Linked DNA regions of Homo sapiens: region 2 is linked to region 1. A link is an interaction called in ENCODE POLR2A ChIA-PET data of the cell type or tissue named here. Cell type or tissue: OCI-LY7. All regions are shown on one strand. Each heading gives the region's core, and the rest is flanking DNA. Links, peaks and the distances in the headings are about the cores only.

The links. Peaks named below come from ENCODE experiments on the same cell type or tissue, not always from the same donor. Only the 100,000 strongest peaks of a DNase experiment are listed, where the experiment ranks them.
Region 2: POLR2A ChIA-PET joins it to region 1 with 5 read pairs; 1 of 35 experiments calls an interaction of 5 or more read pairs at or near these places.

What each region holds. Positions count from the first base shown.
Region 1 is chr11:65,563,945-65,569,917 of GRCh38, forward strand. ZNRD2-DT (ZNRD2 divergent transcript) reads right to left here. Exons shown (of 1, transcript NR_038923.1): 1 at 5,276-5,973. Among named protein-coding and RNA genes, the nearest start is that of ZNRD2-DT, 3.5 kb to the right of the region's middle. RefSeq lists an enhancer at 5,891-5,973. In OCI-LY7, for the core only: no CTCF peak of the experiment used is centred there; no DNase peak of the experiment used is centred there; H3K4me3 peaks cover 582 bases; H3K27ac peaks cover 1,136 bases.
Region 2 is chr11:65,767,800-65,771,926 of GRCh38, forward strand. No RefSeq gene overlaps it. Among named protein-coding and RNA genes, the nearest start is that of AP5B1, 11 kb to the right of the region's middle. In OCI-LY7, for the core only: a CTCF peak has its summit at 2,194 (motif pointing left); a DNase peak (open chromatin) is centred at 2,182.

The sequences.
Region 1 (5,973 bases), core at 972-4,971:
CTCAAGTGATCCTTCCCGCTCAGCCTCCTGAGTAGCTGTGATTACAGGCACACAACCCTGCACCTGGCTTTCCTCATTTTTAAACAGGGAATGAGGCCAGTCTCAGTGACTCATGCCTGTAATCTCAGCACTTTGGGAGACCGAGGTGAGCAGATTGCTTGAGGCCAGGAGTTCGAGACCGGCCTGGCCAACATGGCGAAACCCTGTCTCTGCTAAAAATACAAAACATTAGCTGGGTGTGGTGGCGCACACCTGTATTCCAGCTGCTTGGGAGGCTGAGGCACAAGAATCGCTTGAACCCAGGAGGCAGAGGCTGCAGTGAGCCGAGATGGCGCCACTGCACTCCAGCCTGGGTGACAGAGTGGGACTCTGTCTCAAAAAAAAAAAAAAAAAAAAAAGGCCGGGCACGGTGGCTCACGCCTGTAATCCGAGCACTTTGGGAGGCCGAGGTGGATGGATCACAAGGTCAGGAGATTGAGACCATCCTGGCCAACATGGTGAAACCCCATTTCTACTAAAAATGCAAAAATTAGCCAGACGTGGTGGTGCGCGTCTTAGTCCTCAGGAGGCTGAGGCAGGAGAATTGCTTGAACCCAGGAAGCAGAGGTTGCAGTGAGCCGAGATTGCGCCACTGCACTCCAGCCTGGCAACAGAGCAAGACCCCGTTCCCCCCCACCAAAAAAAAAAAAAAAAATTAACAGGGAAGTCCGGGTGTGGTAGCTCACACCTGTAATCCCAGCACTTTGGGAGGCCGAGGTGGGTGGATCACTTGAGGTCAGGAGTTCGAGACTAGCCTGGCCAACATGGTGAAACTCCATCTGCCAAAAATACAAAAATTGGCTGGATGTGGTGGTACACGCCTGTAATCCCAGCTACTCAGGAGGTAGAGGTTGCAGTGAACCGAGATCGTGCCACTGCACTCCAGCCTGGGCGACAGAATGAGACTCTGTCTCAAAAATAAAAATAAAAATAAAAATAAGCAGGGAATCAGTGGGCTGATATTTATGAAGCCCTTAGCAGATGCCTGCCAAATAGTAAGCACTCAGGATATGTGAGACCTTTTCATCATTGTCTGGATCTGCAAGCCAAGATGGGCAGGGTGGTGAGAGACGGGCTGCTGGTGGAGAGCCACCGTGCCACGAGGGCTGACTGTGTGTCAGAGGCTGTGCCGCCTCCATGTGTTGTCCCTCTGAGTTCTGAATGTCTTTGGGAAGCTTCTGGGCTCTGAAGAAAGAAATGGCTCTTGGCGAGGGGGTGGGTGGGTAGAAGGGAAGGGGGTCACACTCATCAGTTTTATTTTTTTTTTGAGACAGAGTCTCACTCTGTTGCCAGGCTGGAGTGCAGTGGCACAATCTCAGCTCACTGCAGCCTCCACTTCCTGGGTTCAATCGATTCTTGTGTCACGGCTTCCTGAGTAGCTGGGATTACAGGCAGCCACCACCACCACTCCCAACTGATTTTTGTATTTTTAGTAGAGATGAGGTTTCACCATGTTGGTCAGGCTGATCTCGAACTCCTGGCCTCAGGTGATCTGCCCGCCTCGGCCTCCCAAAGTGTGGGATTACAGGCATGAACCACTGCGCCCGGCCTTGCTCATCAGCTTTAAAGATGAGGGATGGAAGTGATGAAGGCCTGGAGGGGACAAGGTTGCCCTAAAGCATTTCTCTCCAAAGACACTTTACTGAAAGTGGCTATTAAACCCCTCTAATGTGCCACTTACTGTGGGTAGTAAAACGATGGACACTGAGAGTTGGGATTGGAAATGAGATGAAACTACCTTCACGCTTGATAAATCAGGGGGCCCTTCTGCCCTGCCACTCTTCCCCGCCTTTTGAGCACGGGAGAAATCTACTGGTAAGAGCTCAGGCTCAAGAGGTACACTGGCTGCCAGCCGGGAGCCCCAGCCCTGCCACTCCCAACTGGGTGACTGTGGATACATCTCTCACTACTCCAGGCCTCAGCCTCCTCATTTGCAAATTGGGAATGATGATAAGACCTAGCTGCCAGTGTTGTCCTAAGGAATAAGCGAAATACTTCATAAAGAGCTCTTAACACAGTGCCTGGCCCAAAGAAAACACACACACCAAGTTGAGTGTGATTATTTTTATTGTTGTATCATCCAGCCACTTCCTGTTTCACAGAAATGTCAAGGTGATTCACATTGCAGTGAAAACCAAAAAAAAAAAAAAAAAAAAAAGAATAGCTGACCCCTTTTCAGTGCCTGTGTGAAAATACAAATGATAAGTTACGTTTTTCAGAGGCCAGGCAACATGGCATAGGCCACTTGTTGCCATGTGAACCATCCCCACCAAATCAGCCAGCCCAGGGGGAGCTGTAATTGAGCTGTGCATGACTGAGCTGCTGTGGGGTGCTCTATCACCCAGAAAAGAGCCTAACTACAGCCATGTCATCAGTGCCACAAGGAGGGACCAATTTGGACTGGCTCACATGAAACTGTGATTCCCTTCCCTCCCCCTCCCCCTCCTCCTTTCCCTCCTTTCTCTTCCCTGACTCCATGCTCTGTTGCCCAGGCTGGAGTGCAGTGGCAGGATCTCCACTCACTGCAACCTCCGCCTCCCAGTTCAAGCAATTCCCGTCTCAGCCTCATGAGTAGCTGGAACTACAGGCTCGCACCACCATGCCCAGCTAGTTTTTGTATTTTTAGTAGAGATGGGGTTTCACTATGTTGGCCAGGCTGGTCTCGAACTCCTGACCTCAAGTGATCTGCCAGTCTTGACCTCCCAAAGTGCTGGGATTAAAGTTGTGAGCCACCATGCCTGGCTGAAGGTGTGATATATTGTCGGCAAGGGAAGGGTGTGAAAGAGCCCAAGCCCATTGCTCCACAGACACTGGCCTGTCCACTGTGACTGCTGCGAATAGGTTTTACCACCAACACCTGTGAGCACCTTCTATGTCAAGGACTGTGAAGCATCTGAGATCTTACCCACTTGCAAGCTACCAAGGTAGCCCGTCAGGTTCAAGAATGCTGGCAGAATACAGGAGAGTCCTGGGTCAGAGACAAAGGACTTGATCGCTGTGCAGCAAACAGCATGAGCACCAGCATATTTCCGTTAGTTCCTTTTGACCCTAAGTCCCATGGGGGTGATGCTGATGGGCTCAGGCAAGTGTGGGCACACAGAGCGAATTACATTGTGGGAGAGGACCCTAAGCTTAGGAAACTCAAAGCCAGTAAGCATGGCTGTCCTTTGCTCTGGAGGGAGACACTATCTCCATCTTCCATAGCTGTTCCCTAGATAAACATCTTTGAAGCTGGCGCGGTGGCTCAGGCCTGTAATCCTACCACTTTGGGAGGCTGAGGTGGGCAGATCACCTGAAGTCGGGAGCTTGAGACTAGTCTGGCCAACATGGTGAAACACCGTCTCTACTAGAAATAAAAATTTAAAAAATTGGCTGGGCGCGGTGGCTCATGCCTATAATCCCAGCACTTTGGGAGGCCGAGACGGGCAGATCACGAGGTCAGGAGATCGAGACCATCGTGGCTAACACAGTGAAATCCTGTCTCTACTAAAAATGCAAAAAAAATTAATCGGGCGTGGTGGCAGGTGCCTGTAGTCCCAGCTACTTGGGAGGCTGAGGCAGGAGAATGGCGTGAATCCAGGAGGCAGAGCTTGCAGTGAGCCGAGATCGCACCATTGCACTCCAGCCTGGGCAACAGAGCAAGATGCCGTCTCAAAAAAAAAAAAAAAATTAGCCAGCTGTGGTGGCGCATGCCTGTAATCCCACTCCAGTGGGTGAGGCACAAGAATTGCTTGAACCTGGAAGGTGGAGGTGGCAGTGAGCCGAGAATTGCGCCACTTCACTCCAGGTTGGGTGACAGAGACTCCATCTCAAAAAACAAACAAGCAACAAATAGGCATAAGTGGCCCCATTTTTATTTTGAGTCAGGGTCTCGCTCTGTCACCCAGGTTGCAATGCAGAAGCCTGATCATGGCCCACTGCAGCCTGGATCTCCTGGGCTGGGAGCAATCCTCCCACTCAGCCTCCTGAGTAGCTGGGACTACAAGTGCATGCTACTGCACCAGCTAATTTAAAAAATACATATATTTCTTAGAGATGGGTTCTTACTATGCTGTCCAGGCTGGTCTCAAGCAATCCTCCTGCATGTCCTCCCAGAGTGCTGAGATTATAGGTGTGAGCCACAGCACCTGGTCTACTGGCCCTGTTTTACAGATGAGAAATTGAAGTCCACAGCGATGAAGTAAACTACTCCAGGTGATACAGTAAATAGATCCAGGATCAAACCCAGGCCTGCCTCATTCCAGTTCTGCGTCTTGTCCACCCTACAGTGGAACTTAAGATGGTGAGAGGCCCTGAGAGGAGAAAAGGGACAAGAGTCCTCTTGAGCAGTGGGAGAAGAGGGATGCAGGAAGGATGGGAGATGTGTGTGCATCTCTCTATGTGTTGTCTGGATTTGGGGGGTCAAGGACCAGATTTATAGGACCTTGGAGACCATAACAAGGACTTTGGATTTTTGTCTAAGTGTGATGGGAGATGCCAAATGGCTTTTTTTTTTTTTAGATAGAGTCTCACTCTGTTGCCCAGGCTGGAGTGCAGTGGTGTGATCTCGGCTCACTGCAACTTCTGCCTCCCGGTTCAAGCAATTCTCCTGGTTCAGCCTCCCGAGTAGCTGGGATTACGGGCGCCCGCCACCACACCTGGCTAATTTTTGTATTTTTAGTAGAGAAGGGGTTTCACTATGTTGGCCAGGCTGGTCTTGAACTCCTGATCTCAAGACATCTGCCCGCCTCGGCCTCCCAATGTGCTGGGGTTACAGGCGTGAGCCACAGTATCGGGCAGCCAGATGGTTTTTAGTACAAGAACGACACTGTATTTTAAAATAATTATTCAGTTTCCTGCTTATGTGGGGATATGTAAGGTTGTCATGAGGAGTAAATTGGAGAGATTAAGTGAGAGGACTCATGTAAGGCTCTTTGTAGGTGCGAGGCAGAATAGACAGTTGAGTGGATATTGGCCATGATGGTGACATAGTCGGCGCACTGAGGAATTCAGGGTAGGGCTGGGAGCTGGAGACGGTAATAACCTGGGGGTCTGTGCATACAGGCTGGAGTCCAAGAGATGGTTCAGAGACAGTTCCTCTAGTCAGCCTCAGGCTAGGTGCTGTGGCTCTTCGCTGTAATCCCAGCACTTTGGGAGGCTGAGGTGTGAGGATCACTTGAGTCCAGGAGTTGGAGACCAGCCTGGGCAACATGACGAAACCCCATCTCTACAAAAAATACAAACCAAACCAAACAAACACACAAAAAACGGTGGCTCTATTCAGCCTGATAGAAACGACTTGTGGTACAGGCCCTAAGTCAGGTACGCTGCTGCCCAAGAGCCTGACTGGTAGATGGAGATGTGAAAGGGACACAGGGCTCTCCACGTAAGCAGGAGGCAGCAAGAATGACAGTTCCAGGGGTTCTACGTGGAAGGAAGAGGGGGCCAGGAGGAAGGGACTTCAGGTCAGATTGAGGGGGCATGTGCCATCCGGAAGAGGAGAATGTCGATGTAACTGTGAAAGTCCAAGTCCTAGCTGCTTTTCCACTGCCCTGGTGTACAACCTCAGGCCCTGCAGACTGCACATCTGAGGACCCCTGCCTGCCCTGTCTGGCTTCTCTGAATCTAATAAGGGAGAAGATGCGTTTGAAAAAGAACACGGAAGAGGGAGAGAGAAAAAAAGCACCAAGGTCCATGTTCAGAGAGCCCTGGTAATTTTAACTTGCAACTCACCCAAGAAGAGCCTAATGGTCGCAAGAGTATGTAGGAAGGCCCCAACCCGACCCGGCCCAGCACGCAGCACCCAAGGGCGGCTGGAAGCGCAATGCGCGTGCCCAGTACAGCGCTATTCAGTCTGCAGGCTTTTTGAGGATTTCAACTTCAAAGAACGGTCGGCTTCGGGGCGAACTTTGCTTCAGTTCCAGGCCTCGGGAGGCAGCGAGGAGACAGACTGGG
Region 2 (4,127 bases), core at 128-4,127, 200 kb after region 1:
ACCTTCCAGGTTCAAGTGATTCTCCTGCCTCAGCCTCCTGAGTAGCTGGGATTATAGGCACCCACCACAACACCCAGCTAATTTTTGTATCTTTAGTAGAGACGGGGTTTCACCATGTTGGGCAGGCTGGTCTTAAACTCCTGACCTCAAGTCATCTGCCCGCCTTGACCTCCCAAAGTGCTGGGATTACAGGCATGAGTCACCGTGCCCGGCCTTCTTTTTCTTTTTTTTTTTTGAGACAAGGCCTCACCCTGTCACCCAGGCTGGAGTGCAGTGGTGTGATCATGGCTTACTGCAACCTTGAACTCCTGGGCTCAAGCTGCCATCCTCCTGCCTCAGCCTCCTGAGCAGCTAGGACTTCAGGCATGCGCCACCACACTTGGCTGTTGTGTTTTTTCTTTTTTTTTTTTTTAATTTTTGTAGAGACAGGGTCTCACTATGTTGCCCAGGCTGTTCTCAAACACCTGGCCTCAAGCTATCTTCCTACCTTGACCTCCCAAAGTGCTGGAATTACAGGTGTGAGCCACCATGCTCAGCCCATATATAGTATTTATAATCGTTCTCTTTGGTGTGGATGAAACACATCTCTATCAGACTGGCTCATGGGTGCAGAATTCCATAGGTACTTACTGAAAAACAGAAAATTGTTTCCTATAATCATGATACTTGAAGGATAGTTTGTCTGAATATAAAATCCTGGCTCACACTTGTAAAGGTGTAATGTCTAAAACCTGCTGCTCCATTGCTGTCTTGCTTTGTATGCTGGTTTAAAAAGTCTGCTGTTGGCCTGGCGCAGTGGCTCACGCCTGTAATCCCAGCACTTTGGGAGTCGGAGGCCGGCGGATCATGAGGTCAGGAGATCAAGACCATCTGGCTAACATGGTGAAACCCCGTCTCTACTAAAAAAAAATACAAAAAATTAGCCGGGTGTGGTGGTGGGCACCTGTAGTCCCAGCTACTCGGGAGGCTGAGGCAGGAGAATGGTGTGAACCTGGGAGGCGGAGCCTGCAGTGAGCCGAGATCGCGCCATCGCACTCCTGCCTGGGCAACAGAGCGAGACTCCGTCTCAAAAAAAAAAAGTCTGCTGTCATTCTCATTATTTAATTATTTTGCCTTTGTGAGTTATTTGATCTTTTTGCCTGGAGTCCTTGAGGGTTTTTTTAAAAGAGTCTTTGAGGCTGGGCACAGTGGCTCACACCTGTAATCCCAGTACTTTGGGAGGCCGAGGTGGGCAGATTACCTGACGTCAGGAGTTCCAGACCAGCCTGGCCAACATGGCGAAACCTCGTCTCTACCAAAAATACAAAAATTATCCGGGCGTGGTGTCAGGTGACTGTAATCCCAGTTACTCAGGAGGCTGAGGCAGGACAATCACTTGAATCCAGGAGGTGGAGGTTGCAGTGAGCCAAGATCATGCCACTGCACTCCAGCCTGGTTGACAGAGTGAGACTCCGTTTCAAAAAAAAAAAAAAAAAAAAAAAGAGTCTTTGAAATTAGAGTTTTACTAGGATATGTTTCAAAGTTGATCACACTGAGTGAATCTGCCCACATTCCCAGTGGGCTCTTCCAATGTGCAGAGTTTTTGCTCCTGGACAGTTTTCTTACAGTGTTAAATATTAGTTGTGGTTTACTTGTTTATTTTTTCTTCAGGGACTCCAATAATACACATGTGATTCCTTCTTTGAGTATATTCTGTTTCCATTACTTTCTTTGGACCCAGCCTACTTCTTTATCTCATTTTCATTCTCTTGCTTGGTTACCTGTATTCCTTCAATGCCCCTTATTAAATTTTTATTTGAATTTATTCTCCCTTGGGCATCTTGTAATTTAATCTTTACTTCTAGATAATTTTGTCTGTTTATTCCATTTCTTTCCTGAGTTCAACCAAATCTATTTTCATTTCTTCCTCTATTTTGTCTATTTCTGTTCTTTGTTTTTAAATTTCCCACCCAAAATGGTTTTGCATGTCTTCAAATGCTTGTTTTGCATATATTTGGTTCTGTTTAGTGTTGTATTACAGCTTTCTTCTTCTTCATGGCTATTGTTTCAGAGGTTTGTGTGAATTTTCCTTGGTTCATATGTGATGAAATTCATTTTCTGATATTTTGCAATAGCTGTATGAACCTATCTTTTCATTATTCATTTTTGTGGTATTGGGTGTTTTACAAGATCCCTAGATAACACGCCCTCTTCTGGCAACATTGTGAAGTCCAGATGCTTTAGTGAATTTGTTTTTGCAGGGGTGGGGGTTGTGGGCCTTCTTTTTTTTTTTGTCTTGGAGGGCAATTAAACTTCTCCATTTGCCTCTCTCTTCACACCCAAATGCCAAAGGACACTTTTCCTTTCTTTTGTGGGTAGTTGCTCCCCAAGGATCTATGTGTTTCCAAGACTGTGGCTTCACATTTCACGTATAACTTTTTTTTGAGACAAAGTCTCGCTCTGTCATCCAGGCTGGAGTGCAGTGGCACAGTCTCAGCTCACTGCAACCTCCACCTCCTCGGTTCAAGCGATTCTCCTGCCTTAGCCTCCTGAGTAGCTGGGACTACAGGCACATGCCACCATACCTGACTAATTTTGTATTTTTAGTAGAGATGGGATTTCACCATGTTGGCCAGGCTGGTCTCGAACTCCTGACCTCAGGTGATCCACCCGTCTTGGCCTCCCAAAGTGCTGGGATTACAGGCGTGAGCCACCGTGCCTGGCCTCACGTGTACTTTTAAACCTCCCACCTATTGTCCCAGCTCTGACACTACTGCAGACACTTTTGAACATTTTCAGGCTCAAGGTGTACTTAGTGTTTTTGGTGAGGTCTTAGATCAAGCTTAAGCCCCATTACAACTCCCTCCTCTCCTTTGCCCCAGTTTTCCTCAGCCAGTCTTGTGGCAGGTGGGGCTGGAATGGGTGCGTGGGAAGGAAAGTCTGAGCTGCCATTTGTTTTTCCTTTTTCTTTCTTTTCTTCTCTTCTCTTTCTTTCTTTTTTCTTTCTTTCTTGTCTCACTCTGTCACCCAGGCTGGAGTGCAGTGGTGCAATCAAAGCTCAGTACAGCCTGGACCTCCTAGGCTCAAATAATCCTCATATCTCAGCCTCCCAAGTAGCTAGAACTGCAGGTGCACACAACCACACCCAGCTAATTTTTGTATTTTTTGTAAAGACAGGTTTTCACCATGTTGCCCAGGCTAGTTTCGAACTCCTGGGCTCAAGGAATCTGTCCACCTCAACCTCCCAAAGTGCTGGGATTACAAACGTGAGTCACCACGCCCGGCCAGGTAATTTCTATGTTATTTGTTTTTCTTGTTCTTTTTAAGTTTGAGCATTCTTGTCTCCAAGTTATCCTGAGGGCTTGCTGTTGCATAATTTTATCTTTTCTCCTCATTCCATATTGTTTTTCTAGGCGACACTGGGGACCTACAGTGCTACCATTGTCCTCCTACCTGAAAGCCTCTGACAAAATATTGTCTTCCCATTCCATTGAAGGTTCAGAGGCCTCAGTGTCCAAGGGAGAATGCCGCCAGGAATGGACACTGCATAGCTTTTTTTGAACCGGAAGTAAAGGCTGCCCCGCTGTCGCTTTGCCTCAGGACCAAGAGCTCTAAGAGGAAGACTGACCCTGACTGTCCACCGAGAAGCTGTTGCTGCCATACAACGGAGACAAGGAGTCCATCGTATCCAGGGGATCCCCTGAAATATCTCTGAGGATTGCCAGGTTCAGTGACAGTGTTAATGAAAGCCTCAAGTGACTCAATACAAGCAGAATAACCAAGGACTCAGACCCTTCAGGAATGAAGTTTGGGTCACCTCATGAAGTAAAAGAACCAAAGGAACATAGAATGGGTATGGAAGAAAGAAGTTGTAAATATCAATCCAGGGTTAACAGATAAAATACAGGATGCTCAGTGTTAAAAGGAAAACTTTAGCTCAGGTAAGTTTCACAGTGTTTAACTGAGCAAAGAACAATTCAAGAATCAGGCAGCCTCTCATGCCAGAGTGGGCTCAGAGACTCCAGTGCAGCCACGTGGTGGAAGATTTATGGACAGAAAGGAAAATGAAGTACAGAAAACACACGTGAGATATAGAAACCAGCCAGATTGGTTACAGATTGGTGTTTGTCTTATCTGAACACAGTTTG